Regions from separate parts of the Mus musculus genome. Here all the other regions are linked to region 6. A link is a loop called in an ENCODE intact Hi-C map of the cell type or tissue named here. Cell type or tissue: heart. All regions are shown on one strand.

Region 1 (4,000 bases), 650 kb before region 6:
AAACACACGGAGGGACTCGTGGCTCTAGCTGCATATGTAGCAGTGGCCGTCCTAGTTGGTCATCAATGGGAGAGGAGAGGCTCTTAGTTCTGTGAATATTCTATGTCCCAGTATAGAGGAATACCAGGGCCAGGAAGTGGGAGTAGGTGGGTTGGGGAGCAGGGGGAAAGGGGACAGGATAGGGGATTTTCAGAGGAAAAGGGAAAGCATTTGAAATGTAAATAAAGAAAATATCTAAAAAAAAAAACACTTAAAAATATATCCTTCTACCAAATTCAATAGATTATCAACAAAATGTACACAATCTGTCATGTGGCTCGGTAAGAGCCAACATAATGAGTCAAATTTCTTTCACAAATTGATGTATTTGACCTTTAGAAAATTGCCAGCTATCATAATTCACAATGTTTGAAGATCCTGTAAAGGGAGAAACCTAAGAGAGTCTGTAACAACAGATACAGCAACAAAGAAAGTGTTTGTCCTCCAAAAAAAAAAAAAAAAAAAAAAAACAAACCTCTAAGCAAAGCATTATGGGTAGCAGCTTCGCGGGGCTGAGTTGCTTGCTCTCTATGGAGCATGTTTCTAATGTTGAAAACAGTTACCTATTCTATTCAAATATTTTAGAAATCTGTCTTTTCAACCTAGTGTTCAACAGTTTCTGTGCTCTATTGCACACCCTACTTGCTTTATTTTGTATATAAGCAGGTAGAATGAATAAAACTACAAAACAGGAGCGCTGGAACTCTGAGTGCATCCTCTTAAAAGTATTATTTGGATTACAGGACACAAAGCACATTTTTCACATGAAATAGTTTGAACTCAATTTCAAGGCTGAGTTGGAGTTTTAATTTAGCATCCTCATAAAAACAGTCCATGTATTTCAATTTATCCTGTTTGAACAGAATTTTTATTGCCTCAAGATTATAGTGCAATGTGATTCTTTCTTTCTTTATTTATTTATTATTTTTAATTTTTTTTTTTGAGGATGGTTGTTTTGTTGAAAATTTATAAAAGGAGCCCGAAAGTGCTTGTCATACTGGAGAAACTCATGAGTTTTGTCCCTGGATCCATGTAACATCAGGCAGAGCCACATGTGCCTGGAATCTCAGAACTGAGAGCAGAGACAGGCAGATCCTGGGTTCTCGCTGGCCAACTAGTCTAGTGTCCAATTACAGTGGGAGCCCTGACCAAATACCTAAATGGAACTTTCAAAATGCAATTAGCTGTAAATCCAAACCAGAAATATCCTTCCTTTGGTAGATGTCAGTTTATAAGTACAGAAAAAATGTGGACTTAAACATTTACCATTTTGTTACTGATATCATAATTGGCTCAGGTGAGGAACATTAGTGAAGTCTGAAGTGTTTTGCTGACTTAACACATCCTAGCCCTGGGATAACAAACATGGAGGCTTTGAAAAGCAAGCTGAGAGCTATGTTTTCATAGTCTGGAGTCAGAAATCTCATCAGAAGGTACAGACATGCTTGCAGTGCCCCCAGAAACCACTGGAGGGAACCCTTCTTATGCCACCCATTGTGAGTCTACTCATTTCTGTGGCTCTGCTGGCAGAAAGAACTCTAGCCTCTGTCTGGTTCTCCATTCAGGCTTTCTTCCCTTGTGCCTGCGTCTGAGTTCCATCCACCCTTCCCTTAATTCCCTTGTCCTTATATTTAGGGCTTTACCCTAAAAATGAGACGACTTTGCTTTTGGATCCTTATTCTTGTTTTCAAAGATTCTCTTAATAAATAAGGTCACATCCCCTATCTTCAATGTGTTAAGGTAACTCTTTCTCTGAGTTAATTTAACCCACTACAATGAAGATCAGATATATTATCTTAAAGCATAGCTTAAAAGATTCATATTAAATAACAAGGGAAAACTAGAAACTTCACAGAGATGTAGGAAAACAGGACCACTGTCATTTCACAGTACACCCTAGACATCTCAATACCTTTATACTCTGGGGAGTACATACTAAAGGACTTAGGGTCCCAGGAGCCTTATATCAGTAACTTATTGTCTTTGGAAACTGCTACTGCAGCTATAAAGATAAAAATTCGTTGAAGTATGGTATTTGGAAAATGCTATGAGATTCTACTAGAATAGCATCTGATAATTCTGTGTATCGCTGCTTTATAATTTCTGTAGGTCTGAAATTAGTACAAGGTAGTAAGTTTCTGGAGAGATGGATCAATAATTAAGAGTGTGTGATGCTCTTCCAGGGATCCAAATTCAGTTCTCAGAATGTCCATGCATCTTTACACACACGCGCACGCGTACATGCACACGCAGACACACAAGCACATGAACATATATCGGATGTCTCACAACTGCCTGTAACTCTAGCCCTCTTCTGATGCCATCTTCTGGCATCTGCAGGTACCTGAACATACATGGCAAACACACACACACAATCAACAGAAGTCAAAATAAATCTAAGCAAAAATAAGTTAGAAAATAAAAGCTGTGGGGAAAAACATTTTCTTATCCTAGGGAGTCAGAGCTTAGGATGTTGCTGTGACTGGGATACTGGTGAGATTTATGATTTTATCTATGTACCCTGGCCTCTGACTGTAGATTTATTGATTTAACAGTTTCTAAGGTAGCAGTGGCTAGAAAATGCTATAATTATACTTTTTTGTTAGCCTGTGAATAAGTTTAGGACAAAACTTTAAACCAAACTTTTGGACTGTTTATTACTTTACTTGTGTTATTTGAGTTTTCTGTTCAGAGCTTCACCAATTTGGCAAAGATTAACTCTACAATGCAGTTAAACTTGATTACTTCAGAGTTCAAGGACCAAATCAATAGAACAACATGTCTGTTGGTGGCTTATCACATGAATCACAGAGACCTGACATCTCAGTAACTGAAAATGGCTAGCTGGGCATGAGGTTCATCTTACTTCACACCATTAGTGTTATTTCTGAAGATACCTTGTAGTCTGGTCTTAGAGTTGTAGAGTTACATGCATGTAATGTATAAACAAAGATGGTGTCTTGTGGCTCCCTGGCAAAAGATACTTGTGTCTGTGGGATATGTAGAGCCATGTTCTTAGCATCATCCTGACTGACAGTGGCTTTAGGCATCTGGAACCCTGCGGTAATTTAGGATTTTCATAGGCATAATTTGGATAGGATGCAATTCCCAGATAAAAGTTGGGGAAGTTCTATGGGAAGGAACATAAGGCTAAAAGAACAAGATTTTGGGAGTGTGTGGTGTTGCTGTATTGAAAGCCACTAAAGTCCTGGTTAATTGTTTTTGTCCCCTTTGTAGCCCTGCATCCTGTATACAAATCGGTGAAAATTCAGGAAAAAAATAAAATGCCCATTACAAAGTTAGTTCATCTGTATAAAGCTTTGAAAGATTGCATTTCTTCTCCTGTCACTTTATGCTTTGCAAGGGATAAGGAGATTGTAGCACAGTAAAGTTCAGTGACTCTCATGGACCCTCAGAGGGGTCTCTCTATCACTGACAGGGCTAAAGGTCAACCTGATGTCAAAATGCTATCATTGAAAACATTTTTCAACTAAAATTGAATCAGGTTTTCTGCAAAGACAGTCTTCTATTCGTATAAATAATGAATAAAACCTGGCTTGCTCCCACTCTCTTGGAAGAAGAACAAAATGTATTTTTAATTTTAAGAAAGGAACCAAGGTATTTGTCTTTAATGTCACAAGTGATGAAGGTGTTTTCTTACATCAGGAGCTAGCCATAATAGGAAATTACAAATGTAATTGTAAAAATTTGAATAAGGTAATAGTTCTTAGCCTGAATTATCCTTCTTCCTTTGTTCATATGATATCTAAAAGAGAAAAGGTAGGGAGAATATCCAGAGACTGAGAGAGACAGCTATTAGATGGCTCTGCTAATTATCAGCAATTTATGCTTCTCATGCTCATTCTTCAGGCTGGATCTGAAGAACTGGACACATTCTAAAGGCCCTTTTCATGCCTTATTGATAAAACACATTTAGTTGGAGGAAGGAAATAGTGTGTTA
Region 2 (4,000 bases), 210 kb before region 6:
TTACCCTGGATAGATGAGTTGATGGTAAAACCCAGCTCACAGGTCAGTCCAGCTGGCTTCATGGTCCATGTATGTTACTGTTCATATTACCGATCATAACAAATGTTATGTTGTCCATGAGGAACAAGCGAACTGTATTTTTATTCCACACACTCTATAGCATAGCACTTGTTAGGGTAGCTAACTTAGGCTCAGCTCTGCTCACCTTTCCTTTGTGTCCTGGCCTAAGCCTGTCTACAGCTTCCTCTTTAGTTCTACAACAAAGGAATAGAAAGCCAAAGGACTTCCAAGGGATTTTTTTTTAAGCTTTATTTTTATTACTTTAAGTTATGTGCATGCTGATGTGTCTATGTCTGGGTATGTGCACATGCGTGCAGGTATCTCAGGAGGTCAGAAGCCTCACATTCCCCTTCGGGCAGGAGTAAAGGCAGTAGTGAGTCCTGCCACATGGGTTCTGGGAACTGAACTTGGGTTCTCTTAGTCATCTCTTCAGCCCCGGAAAGTTTAAATAAATTAGTGGATGTGGGGGCGGACAGATTGTAGGAGCCAAAGGATTGGGGAGTTTGTTGTGAGATTGTGTCTCCTAGCAACATAAGCATCTGTACCCATAAAGTCTCATTAACATGACTGCCCAAGCATGAGCTGAACAAGGGTGACACCCACAAACCTGCCAAGCTGGGTGGAGAACAGCCCACAGGGCCTCAACCCTACAAAAAGAGGAGGCAACAGAGTCAAACTGGGAGCAGGAGAGGTGGTCCTCCCCAGGGAGGGGATAGAAGAGGTGGTCCTCCCCAAGGAGGGAATAGGAGAGGTGGTCCTCCCCAAGGAGGGGATAGGAGAGGTGGTCCTCCCCAGGGAGGGGATAGAAGAGGTGGTCCTCCCAGGGAGGGGATAGGAGAGGTGGTCCTCCCCAGGGAGGGGATAGGAGAGGTGGTCCTCCCCAAGGAGGGGATAGGAGAGGTGGTCCTCCCCAAGGAGGGGATAGGAGAGGTGGTCCTCCCCAAGGAGGGGATAGGAGAGGTGGTCCTCCCCAGGAAAGAGCACACCCATTGTCTGTCCAGTGCCAAAAGGTCAGCTATGAAAACATACAATCAAGTAACATGTGAACTCAACAGGTTGTATTTTGGAATATATATTGTGGTGGTTTGAAAATGTTTGGCCCAGGAAATGACACTACTAGGGGGTATGGCCTTGCTGGAGGAAGTGTGTCACTGAGGGGCTGGGCTTTGAGAACCTCCTCCTAGCTGCTTGTGAGATAGTTTCTCTGGGCTACAGTCAGATCAGGATGTAAAAACATCATCCACTAAAGAATAAGTTTTTCTCACTGACTATTTCTGTTGTAAAACTGTTTAGAGACATGGGTTGGAGTCTGCAAAACCTAAAGTTGAGGCTATAAAGTGAATATGAAATGGAACGCCTGCTTTCAATAATCTACAGCATTCAGAGCTGCTTTGTGTCTGGTCATGCCTGGCTGTCTTTATACCATGTCCATGGTGGGAAACTAAGAATGCTATTCATTTATATATGCTGTCCACAGCTTCTATAGTGTGGGTGTTATAACCTTCCATTCATATTTGAAAATCTTAACCCTTAAACTTAAACAGTATGAGGAAGCAGACGCTTTGAAAATGATTAGGTGATGAAGGCAGAGCCCTTGTGAGTGGGATTTATATCCTTATAAAAAAAGAAGTCTCTAGTTGTGTACGATGGCGCCATCCATCAGTTAGGAAACTGGCATTCACCAAACACAGCATCCGTTGGCGTCTTGGTCTTAGATACCCCAACCTCCAGCAGGAAGTTTCCACTGTTTATGAGCCACTCGGTGTAAGGATTTTTGTTGTTATTGTTGTTGTTACAGCAGCCCAAACAGACCAAGACGGCAATTAATTCTTCTTGCTACTGACCTCAATTGAATTTAGTTTGGCAGTGACTGAAATAAAACCAGGAACTACGGAAACCAGGAACTGAGCTTTTTTAAAAAGCTCCATACTCCCAGAAGGTGGCGCTATAATGCATACAGCCATATACAGATGCTTGACACAGTTACGGAAGCGTGAAGTTTGGACTAATGGCTTGGCCTGAATTTTGTTTTATATATTGGTTCTCTCACTATACATCAAAATCTTTAGGTTGTTTGTTTGTTTGTTTGTTTGTTTTAAGTTTCAAAAACTTAGAGGCAGGCCTAGAAAATGGATATCCTTTTTTAAAGCATTACAGTGATTGGCTTTTTCTCCAGAGCTGGTGACCAGTGACTAGGACGAGACGCAAGCACACCAAAGGGAGCTAGGGATGAAATCAAAGCCTCGTATCATTGTATCATTGTATCGTTGGGAGACTCTGCATCTGATCCAGTGACAACACTACCGGTGTGCAGCAGACATTTATCAAACAGCATATGTCCTTGGGGATAATTTTTGGAAATTATGAAACATTTATCTCATGGTTAAAATGTATCATTTTTAAAGTGGCCATGTAACGGATATAATTTGTTAGTGGAGCCTTGCCTCTGGTCCCCGGTTTCTTCCTATAAATTAAGGTGTGTGTGTGCAAAGCCGTGAGTGGATGCTCTGCTTGTTAAGGCCTCTTTTGGCTGGGAAATGCTTTTTACTTTCTTCCCATTTCTTCATGTTAAAGGGTAGATCCTAGGGAGAAGAGAGGACCTACCAGAAGTGTAGAGGAGAGCCAGGGTGGCCTCAGTTTCTCTTTCTGTCTATAGGATAACACAACATTGTCTGAACAACTAGAAATACCATGCTGGGTTGGCATAAGTTGAAGAGCTTCATTTCCCATGAAACTGATAAAATTTTTAACCTTCTTGGCTTCTCACCACACAGTTCCATCCTAAACCCCTATGAAGAACTCTTAAAAAAACAAAAATGTCTCAAACTTACAAAGTTGGTACAGATGAGAATTTTAGGGCTTCTGGCTAAGATTTGCAGACAGTTTTATTTCATTGTAGCAGAGTCTGTGTCCGTGGTTTTCAGTCAGGTCTGTGGTACAGTTAAGTCATTGACAGAGAGGTTTCATATGGTAAAGTAGCTTTGCCTGACCCTGCAAGATGCTCCATACTTCATTACCACAGTTGCATTGTTCTAACAGTAGACCTTTGAGATGGTTTCTGTGCTCACTCTGCGAACAGGATGCAGCAAGCCCTGCCTATCCTCTGACCTTCTTCTCCTGCTTTACCTGTGTAGCACACCCTGCCCCAACTGCGTTCCTCACAGTGTTTAGGGAGCATTCTGTGTTCTTTATTCTTTCCTCCAGGTCACTTGTATGAAACCTAATGTGGTGGTGGTGGTGGTGTTGATTTGCTACAAAACAGTGAGACAAAAATAACAAAACTTGTATGTCACCACTTACAGATCAGCAATGACACAGTAATGACTCATCAACTCAAAAAAATATATACAATTAATCATCCAACAAAAAGGCACTAACATTTGATATCTCACATTTAAATGGCACATGAGGGGTTTTCTTGAATGTCACAAAATATCCCCAAATTTTATATTACTTTTCCAATAAGTTCTGAAGATGAAAGAAAAATTTATTAATAAAATGAATTTTTATCAGTCATACTAGAAAAAAGATTAAATCCCTATTCTATTTTTATATAGTATCACTAAATCACCTTCAAGCAAGAATTGTAGTTGATGATTAGCCATGACTTAAACATGACTAAAGGTTAGTGGCTTCATTTCAAAGATAAAAATAATAGCATTTGTTGGAATGTCGCTTGTCCATCAGTAACATGAGAAAGTTTTTGATTTAACAAGATGATGATTTTATTTAATTGAAAGAAATATTTCCCCAACTTTCAATGTTATTCATACTGTAATGACTATAAATATAATAAACTTTTCAATTACAGCCTCTATACTATTCACATCTTCTCAACTGCTGTTTAAAGTCTAAAAATAGAAAAACAATAAATTCAGTAATTCAAAATGGGTCAACTGATATCCCTTTGCTTATTACTGAAAGAAATTAGAATATTGGT
Region 3 (4,000 bases), 140 kb before region 6:
ATTTACAGCAGTCTACTAACACTGCTTATTTAGGCAGAGGGCAAAAGCAACCGTGAGATAAACCATCTCCACTGACTAGCTGTATAACCACTGTTTCTCAAACACAGAACAATTTTGAGATCCCTGAATGCTCAAACATCACCCCTTTCTCCTAAAGGGTCCTTATTTACTCTCTGCGGGCCTGTTCATGGCAGACTGTCGAGCAATTTTTTGCATCGCTTCAGCCCTTCTGAAAGAAGGAGGAAAGGAAGAATGGCGAGGAGAGAAGCAGAAGTGTCCTGACTGAGGCGTGCGATTCTGTGTGGTGGTCGGCAAGCTCACTTTCTACCGAGCATTTCTGAAACCAAACGATGGGCACAGCATCACCATCCCATGAACAGTTTGCAAAGCTACGCTGACGACCCGGCTTTCTGCATCAGCATAGTCAGTCCAGGCCTCAAACAGTGCTAAGATGCAGGTCTTAAGGCCACCACTTGCATGCTCTCTTTTACTGCCGACCGTGTAGCCTCATTGCCATCCAGGGACCACTACCCTATTCTCCAACAACTGAACTGCTTTTCATTGCTCAGAGGTTGCCCTGCTTGGTCCTTGTTCTGGATTTTCAGGCAGGCCTGTGTTCCATGTTTGAAACTCTCCCTGCCTCCCTTCCACACCCCTAACCCCTTATTCTGGTCTCTCACACCAGAACAACACTGTCTCTGGAAATCCCTCCAAGTCAGGGTACAAGCTTGTGTGCCTCCGGCCCATGCTTTCCAAATATCCTTCCCTGATTTTTTTTTCATGACATAGTCTTTACTATACACATCATTATTGTTTTCCATTAACTGTGTCTCTACCTAACTTTAGGTCCCTGGAGGCAAAAACCAAGTCAGCCGACTTCTAGCATCTGGAACGCATGAGACATGCTGTCGTAATATCAACACTGATTGAATGCTCTGGGCTAAAAATTAAATACACATTATCTGACTTAATCTCCTAATAACCCTCAAGTCTCCACTGATCCACCTCCTTGTTGATATGTAACATGTGTTCTATGGCTCCTATCTAGAAGTGTCCAATACCATTACCCCATCAAGATACGATCTGGATCTACTTCCTCTTGCTAATATAACAAACCAAAGGCAAATTCACCTAAAGGCATAACCCTACATATGAGTCATGAGTTTTAATGAAGCATTCAAAGAAAAACAATGCCTTCAACCCAAATGAGGAGACCTGAGCACATTGGCTGTACTATGAAGATTTAGCTTTTGTTTTAATCATCATTTTGTAGGTCATATCTTTGAAACCATACCTTTGAGACCATACCTTTGCTCATTTGGAAGAAGAGAAGGTGGTTTGAGGCACTGTGGTGGTTTGAATATTCTTGGCCCAGGGAGTGGCACTAATAGGAGGTGTGGCTTTGTCAGTGTAGATGTGGCCTTGGAGGAAGTGTGTCACTGTGGGGGTGGGCTTTGACAGCCTTCTCCTGGTTGCCTTCAGATGAAGATGTAGAACTCTCAGCTCCTCCTATGCCATCCCTGCCTAGATGCTGCCATGTTCCCACCTTGATGATAATGCACTGAGCCTCTGAACCCAGTAAGCCAACCCCAGTTAAATGTTGTCCCTTATAAGAGTTGCCTTGGTCATGGTGTCTGGTCATGGTCATGGTCACAGCAATGGGAACCCAGATAAAAGCAGGAACCTTTATTACAGCCCTTCCCTGCTCCTAAGCTTCCTGCCATCTAACTAGCAGCAAATAAGGAAGCAATCACACTCACCATATATTCTTTTGTTATATTGACTTCAATTAGGAGTTCACCATTGAAGCTCTCTACAACTCTCAACACCACATGGAAAGTACAAAACATTTTAGATGTGGCAAAGCAACAGTCTGTTCAGACCAGTGAAATTGTTTCCCAAGTGCTGGGAATGGGGTATTTTTCACCTTAACACTAAGCCCCATGCCCACCCCCAAGCTCTCTCCTTGATGACATGAAAAGTGGTTAGAGTCACAAGAACACATGTAGAAAACATTTCTCGACATCAGCACCCAGCTTGGGAAATACAACATCCAAGAGTTCTGCACAGAGATGCTTGCTGCCCTTGGAAGCAGCCACAGCCTGTGAGGTGTTAGGAACAGCTGTGACATACACTTAGCAAAAAGTTCTTCCCTTGATGTTTCAAAGGAAGGAACACTTCGGCACCAGTCTAGAGGTTTTAGAAACTAAGAAGGTAGAGTCAGAAGAGTAGACAAATGATAGAAGAAAGAAGCGGGTACCACCCTGGGTGCCACTGAAGTCAACTGAATTCAGTGTGAGATGGCCAAGCTCCAACACTGCTATCCTGCCACCTAGTGGTAAAAGGTCCCCCTAGCCTGTCACCCACAACCTGAGCCACACAATGCTCATCAGTGGTTCTCAACCTCTGCTCATGACCCTTCTGGGGTCAACCCTTTCACAGGGCTTATCTAAGACCATCAAAATTTACATTACATCAAATATTTACATTACAATTCATAACAGTAGCAAACTCACAATTATGAAGTAGCAACAAGAATATTATGGATAGGGGTCACCACATGAGGAACAATAAAAAAGGGTCACAACATTAAGCAGGTTAAGAACCACGAACGCCGTTTGTAGACGTTTCCCATTCACTGCCTCACTGACTTACCTCTCAACAGGGAGCCATGGTAACCCTCTGTTTTCCAGGTGATGTAACTGAGGCAAAGATCTCTAGATGATTTGCATATCATCACGTCTCTAAAAGAAGAGAAGTAGGAATTATCCATATGCTCTATGGGTGACAGTGCCTTGAAAGTCTAGCAAGGCGACTGACTGTCGCTTCTACCCTGATGAAGTAAATATAGAAAAATATGTCCAGGGCAACTGAAGAATGCACTATTATGCTCTTCACCTACAACTGAACTATTTAGAAATTTTAAATAATTAATAAAAATAAATAAACAAACAAACAAATCAGGCGAGCGGGACCAGACAATAACAACAGCCTGGAAGGCAGCACAGGCATCCTTTTGGTGATATATGCCACTACGCTAAGGGAAAAAGAGGTAGGAGTTGGGAGCCATCTTAGCACAGGGCTTCTTAAATATTTTTCATTCTCAGCCTCTTTTGTTTCCAGAAGTTTTTAAGTGACCCCTGTTATGTAAGTGTATAAAATAAGCATAAAAAACAAGCATCTACTGATAATAACTTATAGATAAATTTGTAACTTTAAAATGTATAAAACATTCTTTGATATATATATGATTTTACAATTCATTATAGACAAGGTGAGTTTATATACACTTATACACTTAAACACTTTAGGTGGATTTGCTTATTTTTACATAAATACTTAAATATTGGCTGAACATTCACTACTGCAGGACACAGATCATCTATCTTCAATGCTTTCTAGGGTTAATGAATACTTTCATTTTATATTCATTGTGATGGTTTGAATATGCTTGGTCCAGCAAGTGACACTATTAGGAGGTAAGGCCTTGTAGGATTAGATGTGGACCTTGTTGGAAGAAGTGTGTCACTGTGGGGGTGGGATTGGAGACCTTCCTCCTAGGTGCCTGGAAGCTAGTCTTCTCCTGTTTGCCTTTGGATGAAGATATAGAACTCTCAGCTCCTCCGGCTCCATGTCTGTCCAGATGCTGCCATGCTCCCACCTTGATGATAATGGATTGAACCTTTGAATCTGTAAGCCAGCCCCAATTAAATGTTCTTTATAAAAGTTCCCTTGGGACCCTGTTATAGCTGTCTCATATGAGGCTATGCCAGTGCCTGGCAAATACAGAAGTGGATGCTCATAGTCATCTATAAGATGGAATACAGGGCCCCCTATGGAGAAGCTAGAGAAAGTACGCAAGGAGCTGAAGGGGTATGCAACCCTATAGGTGGAACAACAATATGGACTAACCAGTACCCCCAGAGCTCATGTCTCTAGCTGCATATATAGCAGAAGATGGCCTAGTAGACCATCACTGGGAAGAGAGGCCCCTTGCTAT
Region 4 (4,000 bases), 57 kb before region 6:
AGCTGACTTGTCTAGTGAAAAGAAAAGTCAAAGGGCAGGTTTTGGTTGTGCTCCATGTTTCAAAACAACCAAGAACAAAACCACCGAGAAGGAAGGAAAAGCAACATCAACGTCTCTTAAGTTTACTCGATCTTATCTGCATTATTTTTAACATTGAAAACATTTTGGAAGTCAAATGAAGCCATACTCGAATTGAATACTCCAAAGAGGGAAAAACTGGCATGAGGGAGCCCGGGGCTTGCCAAACTGAAGGAATGTTACTGAAGATTCCTTACATAAATGTTCCCTGGCCTTGGAGTGAACTAACAGGTCTTAAAAGTTGCATTAGCCAAAGCAAATTCCCGTAGCAAATAAAGTTCTTCAGTGAATGCATCAAATTTTTCCCTTCTGCTGCTTAAAGAGTAGTCGCTACCAGGTATCCTTACAACCAGCAAGCTCAAGTGTTCAGGGTGTTTCATAGATGACTTACCATCTACGAGACAGATTGAACTGTCCCAGTTCTAGAAGGGAGATGGAGGTCAATAAACCGTGGAGCAAACTGCTTAAGAGCTTGTCCCAACATCAACACCAGAAGCAAGCTCTGCTCAGAATACTTTCTGTTCTTACAACCCTAGGTTCACGGATTTCAAGGCAGCAGAAGGATTTTGTTTCTGCACTGTTTTAGAGTTCTGATAGAATAAGATTAGCAGTCTTGAAAGACTAGACGTTGAATGTTCTGGAATTGAGAGGGGTGCTTTTGGGGGTGGGAATTTGGATCTTTTGACTGTTGTTACTGTTTTTGTTGTTGCTGCTGTTTTGAGTTGGGGGGAGGAGGTTTTGGTTTTTTGAGACAGTGCATCATATTGCCCAGGTTGGCCTGGTTCTCTTGCCTCAAGCTCTTGAGTGCTAAGATTAAGGGTATCTACTACCACTCCTGGCTTTTATTACTTATTTATTTGTGATTTATTTGAGAAAAGGTATGACTTTGTACCTGTGATGGTTTTATATGTTTGGCTCAGGGAGTGGCACTATTTGGAGGTCTGGCCTTGTTGTAGTAGGTGTGGCCTTGTTGTAGTAGGTGTAACCTTGTTGTAGTAGGTGTGTCACTGTGTGCATGGGCTTTAAGACTCATCCTAGATGACTGGAAGTCAGTATTCTACTAGCAGCCTTCAGATGAAGATGTAGAACTCTCAGCCCTGTCTGCACCATGACTGCCTGGATGCTGTCATGTTCCCACTTGATGATAATGGACAGAACCTCTGAATCTGTAAGCCAGCTCCAATTAAATGTTGTCTTTATGACAGTTACCTTGGTCATGGTGTGTGTTCACAGCAGTAAAGCCCTAAGACAGTACCTGAGTTGCCATTGAACTACCATCCTCCTACCTCAGCCCCCTGGGTGCAGGGATTGCAGTTGAGCAGAATCACACCTGGGTGTAAGGAAGTTGCATGTTTTGGCCATGTGTTTAACAAGTACTGAAATGACTTGAATGTCCTTCTGGAACTAGTATTGGGATTGAGTTCCCATTGTAGTAGTGTTGGGAGGAGAGAGTTTGGTAACGTCATGAACCATGCAGGCTCCACACTCACTGATGGATTGGCACTGTTAGAAAGAGCAAAGCCTCTTGCTCTCTCATCGTCTACCATGTGGTGAGAGGATGTAAGAAGGTCTTCATGCCAGATCAACACTTTGGCCTTGTATTTCCCAGCATCCTCATCTGTGAGGCAATCAAATTCTGTTCTTTATATATTACCTGCTGGTGGGGATTTTGATACAGTCACACAAATAGACTATGCTGGTCACTGTCTCATCTCCAACTATCTATTCCACACCATCCTTCCTTCTCTCCCTCGGGCATTGTGCTCGAGTAAATAATTATCTATTATTTATCAAAGTATAAAAGCAACTTTATTTCACTTACCTTAATCTAAGGATAGTGTCTTAATTAAGGTTTTACTACTGTGAACAGATACCATGACCAAGGCAACTCTTATAAGGACAACATGTAATTGAGGCTGGCTTACATCCATTATCATCAAGGCAGGAGTATGGCAGCATCCAGGCAGGAGGAGCTGAGAGTTCTACATCATCATCCGAAGGCTGCTAGTGAAAGACTGGCTTCCATGCAGCTAGGATGAGAGTCTTAAAGCCCACATCCACAGTGCCACACAGGGCCACACATCCAACAGGGCCACATCCAACAGGGCCACACATCCAACAGGGCCACACCTACTCCAACAGGGCCAGATCTTCTAATAGTGCCACTCCCTAGGCAGAGCATATACAAACCATCACAGATGGTGTTTGTTAGAATGACTTAAGGAGCCATACCAGAGGTACAGAGTAGATGTTTAGATGACATTGCTGCTGAAGAGAATTACTAGGCCTACATCAGGGGTCCCGTGCTTGACATCCCAGAGGCCTTCAAGCAGAATACTATCTGTGATCAAAGTTGTAGGATCTCTAGTTAGCACATATCAGAACCATCACGAGTCAAGATAGTTAGGTAATGTGGATCTGTGACAACTGAAAATATGAAAGCCATGAGGAGAACCACCAGCATAACCATAAACTGCATACTGTTACCTCAGCGCACAAGGATTCCGTATTGGGGGGAAAGAAAGTACAAAAAAAAAAAAGATGGTTAGGCTAAAAAAGGCAAGTAACCTCAAATTCATAAAAATATCCCTCTGTGGAAGCAGTATGGAAGGGGTTAAATAGTTGATAAGAATCCATCCCTGATGCTGCCACAAGGACTTCCTGTAGATGAGAATATGTCTACCATGTGCCTAGAGAACCCTGAGGCATCCATAACACAGTGGCAGAGGCCTGTGGCACAGGAAGCAAAGTCTTGATGTCACATAGTTCAGACAACAACATGCCAATCCATCTGAATGCAAAAAATAAAAAAGTACTTTTATTAAAATGTACTTCCAATAGTTCTTAAAAAGTCATATTTGTTAGGCCAACTGCATTCTCAAATGTCACCTTCAATAAGTTAATGTCTGACCCTCTGGTACAGTAATTGAGCTCTGAAGACTAAGGTTTCTAAAATGTGTGGTGTGTGTGTGTGTGTGTGTGTGTGTGTGTGTGTGTGTGTGTGTGTGTTCAAAACACAGTAGCAAAGCAAAAGAGATAGAAGATAGAGGTTTTGCTTAAGGCTTATAAAATATGACTTTGTGTGCTATGGATGTACTGCAGTGGCTCACACCTTTAACCCCAGCACTTGGGAGGTAGAGGCGGGTGGAGTTCTGAGTTCAGTGTCAGCCTGGTCTACAGAGTGAGTTCCAGGGCAGTCAGGGCTACACAGAGAAACCCTGTCTCAAAAAGACAAGATGGAGGAGGAGGAGGAAGAGGAGGAAGAAGAGGAGGAGGCAGAGGAGGAAGAGGAGAAAAGGAGAAAAAGAGAAAAGGAGAGAAGGAGACAAGAAGGAGAAGGGAGAAGAAAGGAGAAGGGAGAAGGGGAAGAAGAAGAAGAAGAAGAAGAAGAAGAAGGAGGAGGAGGAGGAGGAGGAGGAGGAGGAGGAGGAGGAGGAGGAGGAGGAGGAGGAGGAAGAGGAAGAGGAAGAGGAAGAAGAAGAAGAAGAAGAAGAAGAAGAAGAAGAAGAAGAAGAAGAAGAAGAAGAAGAATGAGGAGGAGGAAGAAGAGGAAGAAGAATGAGGAGGAGGAAGATGAGGAGGAGGAGGAAAGAAGAAAGAAGAAGAAGAAAAGAAGAACCCATCCTCTCTCCTACCCCCTGTTAAAGGGGCTAGATTTTTTTTTTCAGTCAGTACTGTTGGGCTTGGAATGTGAAATGGCCCCATCCACTCTTACACTTGAACCCAGCAGGTGTTGCTGTTTGGAAAGATTATGAAACCTTTAGGACATGAACTTTGAGACAGAAAGTATGTCAGTGGGGAGATAGGGTTCAGGTTTAATAGCCTGGTCCCACTTCTTCTTTGTACTCTAACTGTGGACTACTAGGACAGTGCAATAGCCAGCCACATGCTCCAGTGTACATGCCTTTCTCTCCAGGATGTA
Region 5 (4,000 bases), 480 kb before region 6:
ATGCATATATACATATATATGCATTAATTATATATAGTCATTAATTAGAAAGATCTAGCTTGGTAGCTATAGAAGATAAGCTAGATTAAAAAAAAAATACTCTGTGATGAACCCTTGCATTGCCCAGGAGTATAGGCAGGTGACCCATGGCCAGTTTGGCTTACTATAGGCTAACGGAAACCCAAAGTATTGAACTCACTATGTACTGACATATAAGAGAGCTGGTCAACAATACAATGGCATTTAAAGAAAATAACAGAGACCAAAGAGCCCAGAAAATGTGTCCTATACAGAATGACTTGGGAGATACAGTGATTAAAGATAGAAGACATTAAATTTCTCAGATCACATTGCTTCAAAAATCCCTCAATGGCTACCAACTTGAGGATAGCAAGGGACAAAATAAGGTGAGTAGCTGGTGATGCCACTGGGGACCATGATAGGGTCCTAGCTTGCACTGCCACAAGGGGCCACGTCTGTAGCAGCATGGTGCCACCGAAGGCCAGGATGGCATCCCTGGTCTGGGCTGCTGCCCTGGGCACATGTTGATGTCTGAAGGCTGTGCAGAATTGGCCTCAGCCTTCACCTGAGCATCATGGGAGAGCAAGAGAGCAAATGAACCTTCCCTCCCCCAATTCCAGGGGTTTCAGGTGAGCCAGCCCCAAGGATATAAGATATAAGCATTGGAGAGAGGGCCCTACCTTTTGTCCCCCCTGCAGTGGTGTGGATGAGGGAGAGATACCCTCCTCCTGCCTCTCCCCTCACCTCCTGCTACAGGCAGAAGACCTGGCCTTGGGGTCGTGAGAACAGGAGAATTGTCCTTGCCCTTCACCAGCTACAGCGCGCAGCAGACTTGGTCTTGTATCCTGCTTGATCAGCACAGTAGAGCTGACCCTGACAGTGGGGGTGGAGGCAAGCTAGAATGAGAAATGAGAGCATGGGAGAGCTGACCCCCACTTGTCTGCCCTAGTATGGTGACATGGGTGAGGGAGAGATGTCCCCCATTTCACTCCTTGCTATCTATAGCAGGCAGGAGAGCTGGCTCTGGAGACATCAAAGTGGGATAGCTGGCCCTGCCCTTCATCTTGGTAGCTCAGTAGAGCTGCCCCTGGGTGTGGGGGTTGCAGGTGAGCTAGCACTAGGGTTTGATGCCCTCCTCCTCCTCCTCCTCCTCCTCCTCCTCCTCCTCCTCCTCCTCCTCCTCCTCCTCCATTCTCTCATCCCATGACATCTATAGCAGGCAAAAGAGCTAGCTCTCTGGGTCATGAGAATGGGAGAACTGTCCCTGTCCCTCACTGCTCACTGGCAACAACATTCAGGAGAGTGGGCCCTGTACCTCACCTAGGCAGAGGGTAGAGCTGACCCTGGTTTTAGGGGTTGCTGGAGAGCCTGCCCTGAGGGTTTGAAAGTGGGAGAGCCAAAGGGATGACCAGCTCACATACCTCCTCAGGCCCAGATCCAGGGCTTGGAATTGGCCTAACCCATTGATGAACTGCTGGAGAGCACGAAGGAACCAGTCCTACAGAGCCAAAACTACAGGATCTCCATAACACAGGGAAACAACAGGATATCTGAGAGGAGTCCCAGGAGCCAGAGGCCTTGTACTAGACCAGAAAGTCATTGCAATGAACATTTGCAGGCAAGGGAGAATGGAAAAAAAGATACTGTGGGACATACTATGACACAATGAGATTTTTTTTTCTCAGTTGGGGTGGGGTCCTGTGGGGTTGCAGGGGTGGAGAGCAGGTTAGGGGAGGGGAAGATGCAGTTGGATTTCCGTGTATGATGAGAAATTCACAAAGAACCAATAAAAAGTTTTTTAAAAAAATTAATCAAAGGAGGAGCAATATTTTCACAGTAGCAGAAACTAGTCTTCCAATAAGAAAAACCAACAATAGCAGTCTATCCTGGGCAAAGACCTGCATCTTCACCGTGTTGCTTCTCAAAGATCCAGAAAGTTGACTCCTATGTATAACTCACTTTTAATCCATGCTTAGTAACATGTCAGCTCCCCATCTCCTGATGCGCGTCAGTGCTACAGGTACAGTGTTGTCACACCGCGACACACACAGGGCAAGAGCACTAGGAGGAAGAATGAGCCAGGTTCTCTGGGGTCATAGGTTCTGGGTTCTGGTTCCTGCCTTCCCACAGTAAGCTCAGGGACTTTAGAGTGGCTACCTAACCACTCTGGACCTCAAGTTTCTCGGTGAAAACTTGTATCCATAATTGCTCTGCCTGCCTCATAGACAGGTTGCTCAAATCAAGCAGGATGACACACCTCCATCCTCTGCCAAATGCCAAATCCTTTCCAAACCCATCGGCCTGTATATGGGGAGGTTTTGTGAAAACCCATAGCCACGACCCACCTTCTCTCTCTCTCAAAAAAAAAAAGCTTTAATTTGAATTTGTTCCATGTCAATCAAGTGGAAGGTGAAATTCATAATTATCAAGAAAATTACTGGAAAAAAAAGTCATTGCCTTGTAGTTTGTCTCAGAGGTGGTAGAGATCTGTCAGCAGATGGCACTGTGCACCTCTTGATAGGAGAGACGGACCAGTTGTCTGTTCCCTACACCTCCAAAGCACCTACACCCCCAGCTGGCTAGTGGGCCTTCTCCTGTTTACTCACAAATAAAACAGCTCCCACTAAGCTAAACAGAAGTTTCAAAAGAGCATGAGGAGAATCTTATTTTGAATGACTACTTATCTGAATCTTAAAAGCAAAGCAAAAATATTGGCAAATTTTTATTTTGAGTTTGTGTGTAATCCGGTTATAGTAGTCCATAAGAGGCCTAAAGGCCCACCCCTATCAGCTGCCTATGTTTACCATGCAACCAACACAGTATAGAAGGAACTAAGGGTGTGTCAGACTGAATTCCCAACTTCACCCAATCAGAGGGGACTAAAATAATGTTGGTAAAGACGATAGTTTTAAGATGTTGTACTGACAAAGAAAGCATATGTCCCCAAGTAAAAGCAGCACCATCAGGATCCACTTGCAACACTTAACATCGTGTATACCTTTCTAGATGCCAGACATTGTTGTTCATATGTCAGCCTGTACTGAATCAAGTAACCCTTGAGACACTCACAGATATAATCTTTACTTTACAGATGAGGACATTGAAACCCAGAGTTGTTAATTTTCCCAGTGCCACAGTCACAGAGCAAGCTGAGGGCAACATTCGTTTGTTTTGGTTATCTTCTTCCAGATGAATTTTAAAGAAAGGTGAAGATAGATTTATTACAAATAACAATTTCTTTTTTTCATCAAAACAATGGTGCACTAAAAGTACTGGAAAAATCAAGGCCAGAAAAAGGTGAATGAAAAAAATAAGGTGTGGCGTCAAGTCAGTGTTGGGCATAAGAAAAGCACTAAGTGTAGATGTTGCTATAAGCCATGCATTTGACACAAGAAATACTGATCACAATGTCACTCGTAGTGCCAACCTACTGGGCTCTGGATATGTTCAATGAGGAGTTCAGGGTCGAGCCCAGAGTTCTCATTAAATGACCTGAAAGAAAGGGTAAACAGAATATTAATTCAATTTTCAGATGGCCTTGACTTTGATGAAGTTGCCAATGATATAAAGAGGGCAAAAAAGGCAAAAATCCAACCAAGTATCTCTTTCCTTGAAAAAAAAAAAATTCCTTCCAGGTTTGTTCCCGGTCAGAACAATTTCTCCAGGGCATTCCCCTGGCAGGACAGTCTGACCTTTGTCTGACTAGCTGATGAACAGCTCTGTCTGGCTTCAACAAAGAGACACTCATTTTTCTTCCAGGTGAATTGGGTCTTGAGAGGCAGTGTGGTAGAATGATTAGGAACATGGGCCCTGTCACCTACCTGCCTAGCTAGGGTTTTAGCTATGTGACCCTGGGCATGTGATTTCATCATCTTTGCCTCAGTTTCACATTGGTAAAAATGAATTGCCACAGTATTGTATTCACAGTGTTATCGAAGGGAACACATGAGTCTATATGGAAACAGAGATTAAGATGGCA
Region 6 (4,000 bases):
ACTAAAAATGAAGTTCAGAAGGGAGATTAGAGGACAAATTGCAGGGAAGAGAAAGAGGGGGGTGGGTGGGTCTGATTAAAACACCTTATGTGCATGTTTGAAATTCTCAACTTATTTTTTTTTAAGATGCAAGAAAGATGGTTCAGAAGTTAAGTTGTATTCCTCTTGCAGAAGGCCCAAGTTCTGTCTCTAGCACCCACTAGGGCGGCTCCCAACACCTGAAACTCCAGTTCCAGGGGATCTGATGCCCTCTGCTAGCTTCCGTGAGCACTGCATGCACATGCACAAAACTACACTCAGATATACACACACCCATATCATTTAAAATAAATTAATTAAAAAAAAACCAGTCAGTGTGCTGTGAAACACTTGATACGGTGGCTACCCGGTGACGCAAGTGCCTGACGTAAGGGAGTCCGTAGGCAGAGCTCCGGGGGGAGGGACAGAATACACAGCCTAGAAGCCTAGGGGCTGGGATGAGTGTCTGTCAAGGAGTCCGTTGGTAGGCAAAAGGGGCGTTTAGGGGTGAGTGTAGATGACCTGGGTGAATGTCAAGATACTCGGAGCAAAGAGCCCAGGAAAAGCCTCAACTGTCTGTTCCTTTGCCAGGCTACCGTCTAGTTAGTGTGTGAATGTCTGGCAGGCTTGTGCTTTGTAGGCACGGTCTGAAACAGTAAGGTGTTTTTTTTTTAATTGCACAGTAATAGATCATTTGGCAAAAAATATTTTCAGCCAACACATTATACAGCCACCCACATGAACACACATCTCAGCAAGTGCACAGAAAACATCCCATATTATAAAATTTTCTTGGGCTGATTTTATAAACCAGAAAATAAAATAAAGCTAGCTGCCCTTTGTAGGACAGAGGGAATAAGGCAGGAGTTACCTGAGTAATGTTAGGTGGCTCAGAGCCACTATGAGACTTCAGAGTCATACTCAAGAATGTGATGGGTAGAGAATGTTCCCTGAGAACCAAGGAGGAAGAAATTACCTTATTATGGGGAAAGGAATTTCATTTTGGCTGTGGAAGCTGGACCAGGACTGGATAACATCAGAGAGCTGGAGAAAGGGATCAGGGCGGGTCTGGTGCCTGCCCATCCTACAGCAGCATCTCTATTCTGGCTGTTTTTGTCAAGTTGACACAAGTTAATCTGTGAAGAATGGCCTGAAGTTGAGAAAAGGCCTCCATCAGATTGGCCTGAGGGCAAGCCTAGGGAACATTTTCTTAAATGAGGGAGGGCCTAGTTCACTGTGGGCAGTGCCATCCCTGGGCTGGGTGCTATAAGAAAGCAGGCTAAAGAAGGTGGCCTAGTCGGCCATCATTGGGAAGAGAGGCCCCTTGGTCTAGCAAACTTTATATGCCCCAGTACAGGGGAACGCCAGCGCCAAGAAGTGAGAGGGAGTGGGTAGGGGAGCAGGGCGGGGGGAGGGGAGTTTGAGGCCAGCCTGGTCTACAAGGTGAGTTCCAGGAAAACCAGGACTACACAAAAAAAAAAAAAAAAAAGGAAGGAAGGAAGGAAGTTTCTGCCTTGATTTCCTTCAGTGCTGAATTTGTGGCATGGAAGAGTAAGTCAAATAAACCCCTTTCTTCCCGAGTTACTTTGGTGTTTTAGCCCCGCAAAAGAAATCCTAATTTTCATAGAAGCCTCAAAAAATACATATATTTTAGAAGTCACAGTCATGCTACCAACAAGCTCAAAGCTCCCCATACAGCACTGACAGTCTCTATATGCTATAATACCATATACCTCTCTATGTAGCATTGACAATTTCTGTATGCTATATATCGTCTAACATAGTCTCAGTGTGCTATAATACCATATACCTCTATATATAACATTGACAATCTCTAAATGCTATAAGACAATATACTATAATTTGGTGTTGGTGGATGGGGTATTTTTATTTTGACAGTGTCTCTGTAGCCCTGGCTGTCCTAGAACTCAGAGACCCACCTGTTTTACCTACTGAACGTTGGGATTAAAGGCCAGCACTACCATAACCATCTTAGAATCTTATTTAAGTGTTAGTGTAGACACATTAAAGAATCAAAAAAAAAAAAAAACAAAACAAAACAAACAAAAAAAAAACCTTTCTTGTTTCCTTTCTGAAGTGAACGGAGAAAAGAGAATCCCAGAAGCCCTGTGTCCTGTAGGCTGGAGAAGGATCTTCATCCGACAGTGTTGGCTGCCCTCTGCTGGTCCTTTTGGTAAAGACTGGTTACTCTAGAATTTTCATCCATTCGTTAAGTGCCATGTCATTTGTAGAACTGTACATAGAATAAAGATACTGTAGTGCCAAGGAAGTGTTAGTGAACCCCAAAAGACGAGTCAGGAGCCGATCCGATGCAATCCCATGAGGGCCTTGATTTACAAGCTGAGCTTGTGAATAGGACAGTTTGGGTGGAGACGATCACCGAAAACTTACTGGGTTTTATAGAACATGGCAAGTGAGGGGCATGTGTTTCTAGCCTGACAGGCATCTAATTGGAGTGCTACTGTAGCCTTTAGCACAATCGGATGGTTCTGGAAACCAAACCACAAACTATTTTGTTTCCCTCTGCCTTAAGTAGGGGCAGGTTTGTAACCTGGGGTGAAGACTTCTTGCTGGGGGATACCCTGGAAATCCTTGATTTGTTGGGGGAGATTAACCTGGAGACACAGGTCTTGTTGGGGATGAGCTAGGCTCAGGTTTTGTTGGGGGACAACTTGGAAACTAATGCTAGGTACCAGCCGGTTAGTTTACCTGCGTTCAAACTTAGGTCAGGTTCTCTAAAACACAGTGTGAACTTAAAAGATTTGGTCTCAATTCCCCGCTTTCTCTTGTAACTAGAAGGCCCAATCATGGAGCTTTCTGAAGTTTCATAAGCAGTAACAGGGCGATATCTTTGTGGTGTCCCTGAGGCATGGGATGTAGCCCATCAGTGGGAGTCAGGAGGAAGTCTTGGGGCTGAATTCTCCTCCTGCTGGCCAGGGTCATAGTCTACTGCAAACAGATGTGTGGTGGATCCACAGTGCAACTTTGTAGCATTGGGACCCCTTCAGTGAGGCTCTAGTGACCGCTGGCAGTGTCTCTTGACTAGGACCTAAAGTTAGTGGAGCTCCGGAGGTGAACTTGTTTTATAGAAAGCACGAAGTTTAGGCCAAACATGTTATATACCCATTGGACACCCTCAAGATTGTCTAATAATTGGTGATCATCTGCTTCTATAATAACTTCTGCCAGCAGGTGAATCAAACATAATTTTAAAAGGGGTGAGTCTCAGCCAGGCGTGGTGGCACAGGCCTTTAATCCCAGCACTCGGGAGGCAGAGGCAGGCAGATTTCTGAGTTCCAGGCCAGCCTGGTCTACAAAGTGAGTTCCAGGACAGCCAGGGATACACAAAGAAACCCTGTCTCAAAAAACCAAAAAAAACAAAAACAAAAACAAAAAAACAAAAAAACAAACAAAAACAAAAAAACAAAAAAGGGGGGGGTGAGTCTCATCTGGTATTGGGGACTTCCATACGCTATAAAGGGCAAAGGGGAGGAGAGTCACCCAGTCTCTGACAGTCTCTAAGGTCAATTTAGTTAAGGTCTCTTTAGGGTACTATTTATCTTTTCTACCTATTCTAAACTCTGGGGTCTGTAAGCACAATGAAGTTTCCAATCAATCTACAGAATATTATTTAATTCCTGACTTACCTGGGACACACATGTAGGTCCTTTGTCTGACCCTATAAACCTAGGAAAACTGTACCTTAGGAGAATTTCTTTTAGCAGTTTCTGTGTTATCATCTGAGCAGTCTCATACTCAGTTGGGAAAGCGTCAGTCCAACCCGAAAAGGTATCTACAAGCATCAGTAAATATTTATATCTAAATGTTTTCTTGTTCTAACTGTGTGAAGCCTGTCTCTCAGTAGACTCCAGGCCTAGCCTTGTCCCTCACGGGCAGGCATCATGGTTCTTGACAACATTAGCTATCTTCAAGTTGGCATCTCTCTCTTTTTAAGATTTAT
Region 7 (4,000 bases), 350 kb before region 6:
AACACACATAAAGCCCTTGGTGTTCTGCCTGGGATAGAGCAAGCATTACTTTATCATGAAAGTCAGGCTTAAACTGTAATCATCCCCAAGTTCTACAAAGCTACATCCTCAAAAAATAAGGCTCAATGTCAAACCATAAGCCCTCGCCCAGATACAGTACATTTCCTATAAATTCTGCTACATTCTGCCTGTCAAACTTGCCATTTAAGCTGGGAGGCTTCCTATCTTGATTCCTACTTTATTTAAGGATAACCATGGTAGCCACATGCAAGCAAATGCTTTCAGAAAGTGAACAAGATGATTTCAACAAGTCCACAGGATGTGCTACCCAGACCTCATTCGAAATAAGGTCAAAATATCTTGATTTCTACTTGAGATGGCTTCCATGCCTCCCATTGAAAACACAGCTGTAAGCTTCCTTTGAATCATGCAAGGAAGGAAACCCCATGAGTTTCAAGTAAAGGCACGGATGTCTCTGGAGAGACAGAGTCTGAGTGGGCTGGCAGGCTGAATTATTGAAACGGACAAGAAGCGAAGGAGGGACATAGTCAAATCGGAAATGGTACATCCTCTCTCCTACACACAAATTCAGAATCAGAAAACAACAATGTGAATGTTTCCACCCACCAATGGCCTTCTGAGTGGGTGGACTGGGACGAGTCTCATCCCTCAGCAATCACAACAGACCTTGATCTTTCCAACACCTGTCAGTATGTACACATCATTAATTATGTCTTAATCCAATTCGTTTCTCTTCAACTGAGAAACTTTTCAGTTCCATGAGATGTCCTCTTTTGCAAAATGAGTTAAACAGTACCTCCTACATTGTCCTCATTAAACCCCTGATGGATGACAGGGCTGTTGCTTATTGAGTAGTTCATGAAGCAGTTTAGAACATTACAGACTCAAAGGCCAGAAACTGAGAAGGGACTGAGGCCAGTCACCTCAAGAGAGGACTAAGCTCACCACAAAGCCTAAGTCTATATTTCATCCCATGTACTGTGAAAAAGAATTTAAGTAGTGATTCTCTGAACTTAGGCCATTTTCATTACTAACATAAGGCTAAATGCAGGCTGATTATACTTATCTAATGGAACTTTGAAGTCTCCCACACAGTCTCTGTTCAATTCAAGCACCTCACTTACATAACCCACTGCTTGGGATCCGATACAAAAATGAATCATAACTAAAAAAGAACAATCTTCATTTTTGACAACATGAACAATGCCTAAGACACTTGTAAAAGGTTATAACCATTATAAAAGTTAAAATGTTAACTTCAAGCAGGGTCGGGGGTGGGCGATCAACCTGAGTCCGTATTAAAGTGTGTTGTTTCTCATGATACCAACAGCTGCTTCAAATTCAGCCTTAACACCTCAAATTGAATACACATTTGTATTTTTAGACTATTTTTCCTATCCGGGTAGATGGGAGCTTATAATCATCCCTCAACTACATGAATAACTGTTAGTCTTAAAAACTTGGACACTGCCCAATAATAACGTTTGGAGCAAAGAGACAGCAAAGGTACGCATATTCAGTCTGCATTGGAGGAGCCCAAAGCTCCAGTGTTGAAGGCTTTGTCCCCAGCTGGTGGCACTGTTGAGATGACTGCATGATTTGGGCAGGAAGCCCATGAGCTGCATTGAAGAATCCTTTTGCTGAACTGGCTACTGAGGTGAAGCAGGTCACTGGGGACGATCTGTCTCTGGAGAACACACCTTGCCCCCAGGCCCTCTCTCTTCTCTCTGCATCCAGGCAGTAAGGTGAGCAGCCATATCCTCCCACCAAGGTGTCTTACACCACACACGCCCAGAAGCACACCCAAGTGGCCAATGACTGAAACCTCTCCAGTCATGAGCCAAGACTAAAGTCCCCTCCTTGAAGCTGACTTTTGGCAGTGACAGAAGATTGACATTTCTTTGCCTTTTAATGAGATCTGAAACAATACTTTCACTTCATGGGAAAGGGAAAGTCTTGTTATATAGTCCAGGCTGACTCTTAACTGGGAATCCTCTGCCTTACCCTATCAAGTGCTAGGACTTCAGACATGGAGAACCATGACATGCCAATCCCCTGATCTTAACAAACATAAGAGAATTCGGGGGGGGGGGGATCTCAATTTTTTTTTTAACCTGAGGATTGCACTCTTTATAAGTTGGGATGTTTGTTTATAGGATAAATGCTCTGGAAACAAAAAGCTTGAGGCTGAGGATGGATGTAGCGCAATATTATACCATTTGCCTTGGAGACATGGAACCCATGGGCTAGATCCCTAGCCCCACAAAACCAAACAAACAAACAAACAAACAAAAAAAAACAAAAAAAAAAGAAGGAAAGTATAGTCAGATACCACTTAACTAGAAGTCTAGTACTCAACTACATATAGTAATAACCAGGGTTAATAATAATGCTTCATCCACTTCAAAAGTTAAAGGGGATGTATTAATGCTCCTATAACAAGACAATGATGACCTTTTGAAGTAATTGATATATCCAATATGGCCATTCCACAATACACACACACACACACACACACACTCACACACTTAGAAACTGCTTTTGCTACAAAATTTTGGGGCCACAAGGTAAATGAAAAGAAGCTGATGGTCTGGCACTTTGCATCTGTCTCCTTTTGACTGGGGGTGGGGGGGAAGCTTGACTCTGTACATAGGTTATGAGTCACTCAAGGAAAACCCATCTAAAATTCTAACCCAGAGCTTCTAGGCTGAAAGCAGAAAGCCAAGAGCAAGCAGGGTTTCTTATTATCAGCCTTTACATCGCATTTCAGATCTCTCAGATGCCTGAAGGTCTTTATTCTTCATTAACAAACCTTTAGTCATCCAGGATCCCACTCCAGGAAGAGTAAAGCCTTTCCAACAGATCTCCCCATGATGAGACCAACCGTAAGCTGAGGCAATCATCTCATAGAAACTGGACTATCACCTCAAACAAAAGGGACATCTTCACAGTCAGCTTGCACAGTAGGACCTCAGGTAATGACCATGAACCACATGTCTTCCTGTCCTTGCCCAAGTCCTTCCTCTATTCAAACCAAAGCTCACGCCTCATCCCTGAAGATGGGTGGAGACGGGTCCTCTCCATTGTCCCAAAATGTCCATTTTGATCAAAATCCTTTCCTTCCTTTTTATCATCTCTGTCTTTGCAACAAGTAGACAGGCTTGCCATACTAGATGGCACCATCTTAGGTCAAGACCCCTGTTAAATACCTATGTATCAAAGCATCACATTTCACCTACAGAGATACATAATGATGTCAATTAAAAACAACATGAGACAAAAAAAAAAAATCAAGGTCTTGTGGTTTCATGTTATAGCCACATGATTTTTTTGTTTGTTTAATTTTTTTTGTATAATGAAACTAAATTAAACCAAATAGTAAAACTGTATGCAAATACCAGTAAAATTAAAATTAGATACATAAGAAAATGTATGGCTTGTGCTATGTAGCATGTCAAACAAATCTACATATTTTCTTACATTTAAATTGAGGATTAGATATGAAAATTCCACACTGAAAACTTCTTTAAAGCTTTTGAAAACAGTTTATGGATATGTGTATTGCTCCTGTTAGCTCAAGAAATCAGTAAGCCTACCAAAACGCAGCCCACACAAAAGTGACTCACCGTGACATTATTTCCAGGCATAACCTGAACAATATCTTTAACATATGATCCTAGCATAAGGAGAGCACTTCAGCTGGTGGAAGGAGAAAGAAGGTACAGCTGGTTAAGTGCAAGGGTTGAGGTGTCGCCTTCTCAAGGGCGGTTTCATGATCAAGATTCAGTGTGTGTACCAGAAGCTACAACACGTCTTACTTCAGTTTGGCTCTATTGGGGAAAGATGCTTTGAACGAGCAATGTGCCTTGTTCTCTGTCACCCAAACTAAAATTCACCCAATGTATTTGCTTTTTAAAGCTTAATGGTCACAAGCTTTAGGGCAATTTTTATTCCCCATGTGCTGTCTCTCCTTCTCCCT

What was found. Peaks named below come from ENCODE experiments on the same cell type or tissue, not always from the same donor. Only the 100,000 strongest peaks of a DNase experiment are listed, where the experiment ranks them.
Region 1: a loop joins it to region 6, with 12 times the contacts of the local background. A loop is called at or near these places in 5 of 42 quality-filtered maps.
Region 2: it touches region 6 in a loop (14-fold over the local background); 19 of 42 quality-filtered maps call a loop at or near these places.
Region 3: it touches region 6 in a loop (6-fold over the local background); 4 of 42 quality-filtered maps call a loop at or near these places.
Region 4: a loop joins it to region 6, with 4 times the contacts of the local background. A loop is called at or near these places in 3 of 42 quality-filtered maps.
Region 5: it touches region 6 in a loop (7-fold over the local background); 20 of 42 quality-filtered maps call a loop at or near these places.
Region 7: a loop joins it to region 6, with 7 times the contacts of the local background. A loop is called at or near these places in 23 of 42 quality-filtered maps.

Annotation. Positions count from the first base shown.
Region 1 is chr5:89,542,154-89,546,153 of GRCm38, forward strand. The region is part of intron 1 of Npffr2 (neuropeptide FF receptor 2); the gene reads left to right. Among named protein-coding and RNA genes, the nearest start is that of Npffr2, 17 kb to the left of the region's middle. In heart, a CTCF peak has its summit at 1,509 (motif pointing right); no DNase peak of the experiment used is centred here.
Region 2 is chr5:89,979,819-89,983,818 of GRCm38, forward strand. No RefSeq gene overlaps it. Among named protein-coding and RNA genes, the nearest start is that of Adamts3, 98 kb to the left of the region's middle. In heart, a CTCF peak has its summit at 2,003 (motif pointing right); no DNase peak of the experiment used is centred here.
Region 3 is chr5:90,053,547-90,057,546 of GRCm38, forward strand. No RefSeq gene overlaps it. Among named protein-coding and RNA genes, the nearest start is that of Gm35936, 140 kb to the right of the region's middle. In heart, a CTCF peak has its summit at 2,357 (motif pointing left); no DNase peak of the experiment used is centred here.
Region 4 is chr5:90,135,935-90,139,934 of GRCm38, forward strand. No RefSeq gene overlaps it. Among named protein-coding and RNA genes, the nearest start is that of Gm35936, 55 kb to the right of the region's middle. In heart, no CTCF peak of the experiment used is centred here; no DNase peak of the experiment used is centred here.
Region 5 is chr5:89,712,228-89,716,227 of GRCm38, forward strand. The region is part of intron 5 of Adamts3 (a disintegrin-like and metallopeptidase (reprolysin type) with thrombospondin type 1 motif, 3); the gene reads right to left. Among named protein-coding and RNA genes, the nearest start is that of Gm7056, 98 kb to the left of the region's middle. In heart, a CTCF peak has its summit at 2,501 (motif pointing right); no DNase peak of the experiment used is centred here.
Region 6 is chr5:90,192,844-90,196,843 of GRCm38, forward strand. It overlaps Gm35936 (a long non-coding RNA gene), which reads left to right and starts at 462. Exons shown (of 3, transcript XR_389324.1): 1 at 462-502; 2 at 2,117-2,212. In heart, a CTCF peak has its summit at 2,199 (motif pointing left); no DNase peak of the experiment used is centred here.
Region 7 is chr5:89,838,226-89,842,225 of GRCm38, forward strand. The region is part of intron 3 of Adamts3 (a disintegrin-like and metallopeptidase (reprolysin type) with thrombospondin type 1 motif, 3); the gene reads right to left. Among named protein-coding and RNA genes, the nearest start is that of Gm25758, 11 kb to the left of the region's middle. In heart, a CTCF peak has its summit at 1,584 (motif pointing right); no DNase peak of the experiment used is centred here.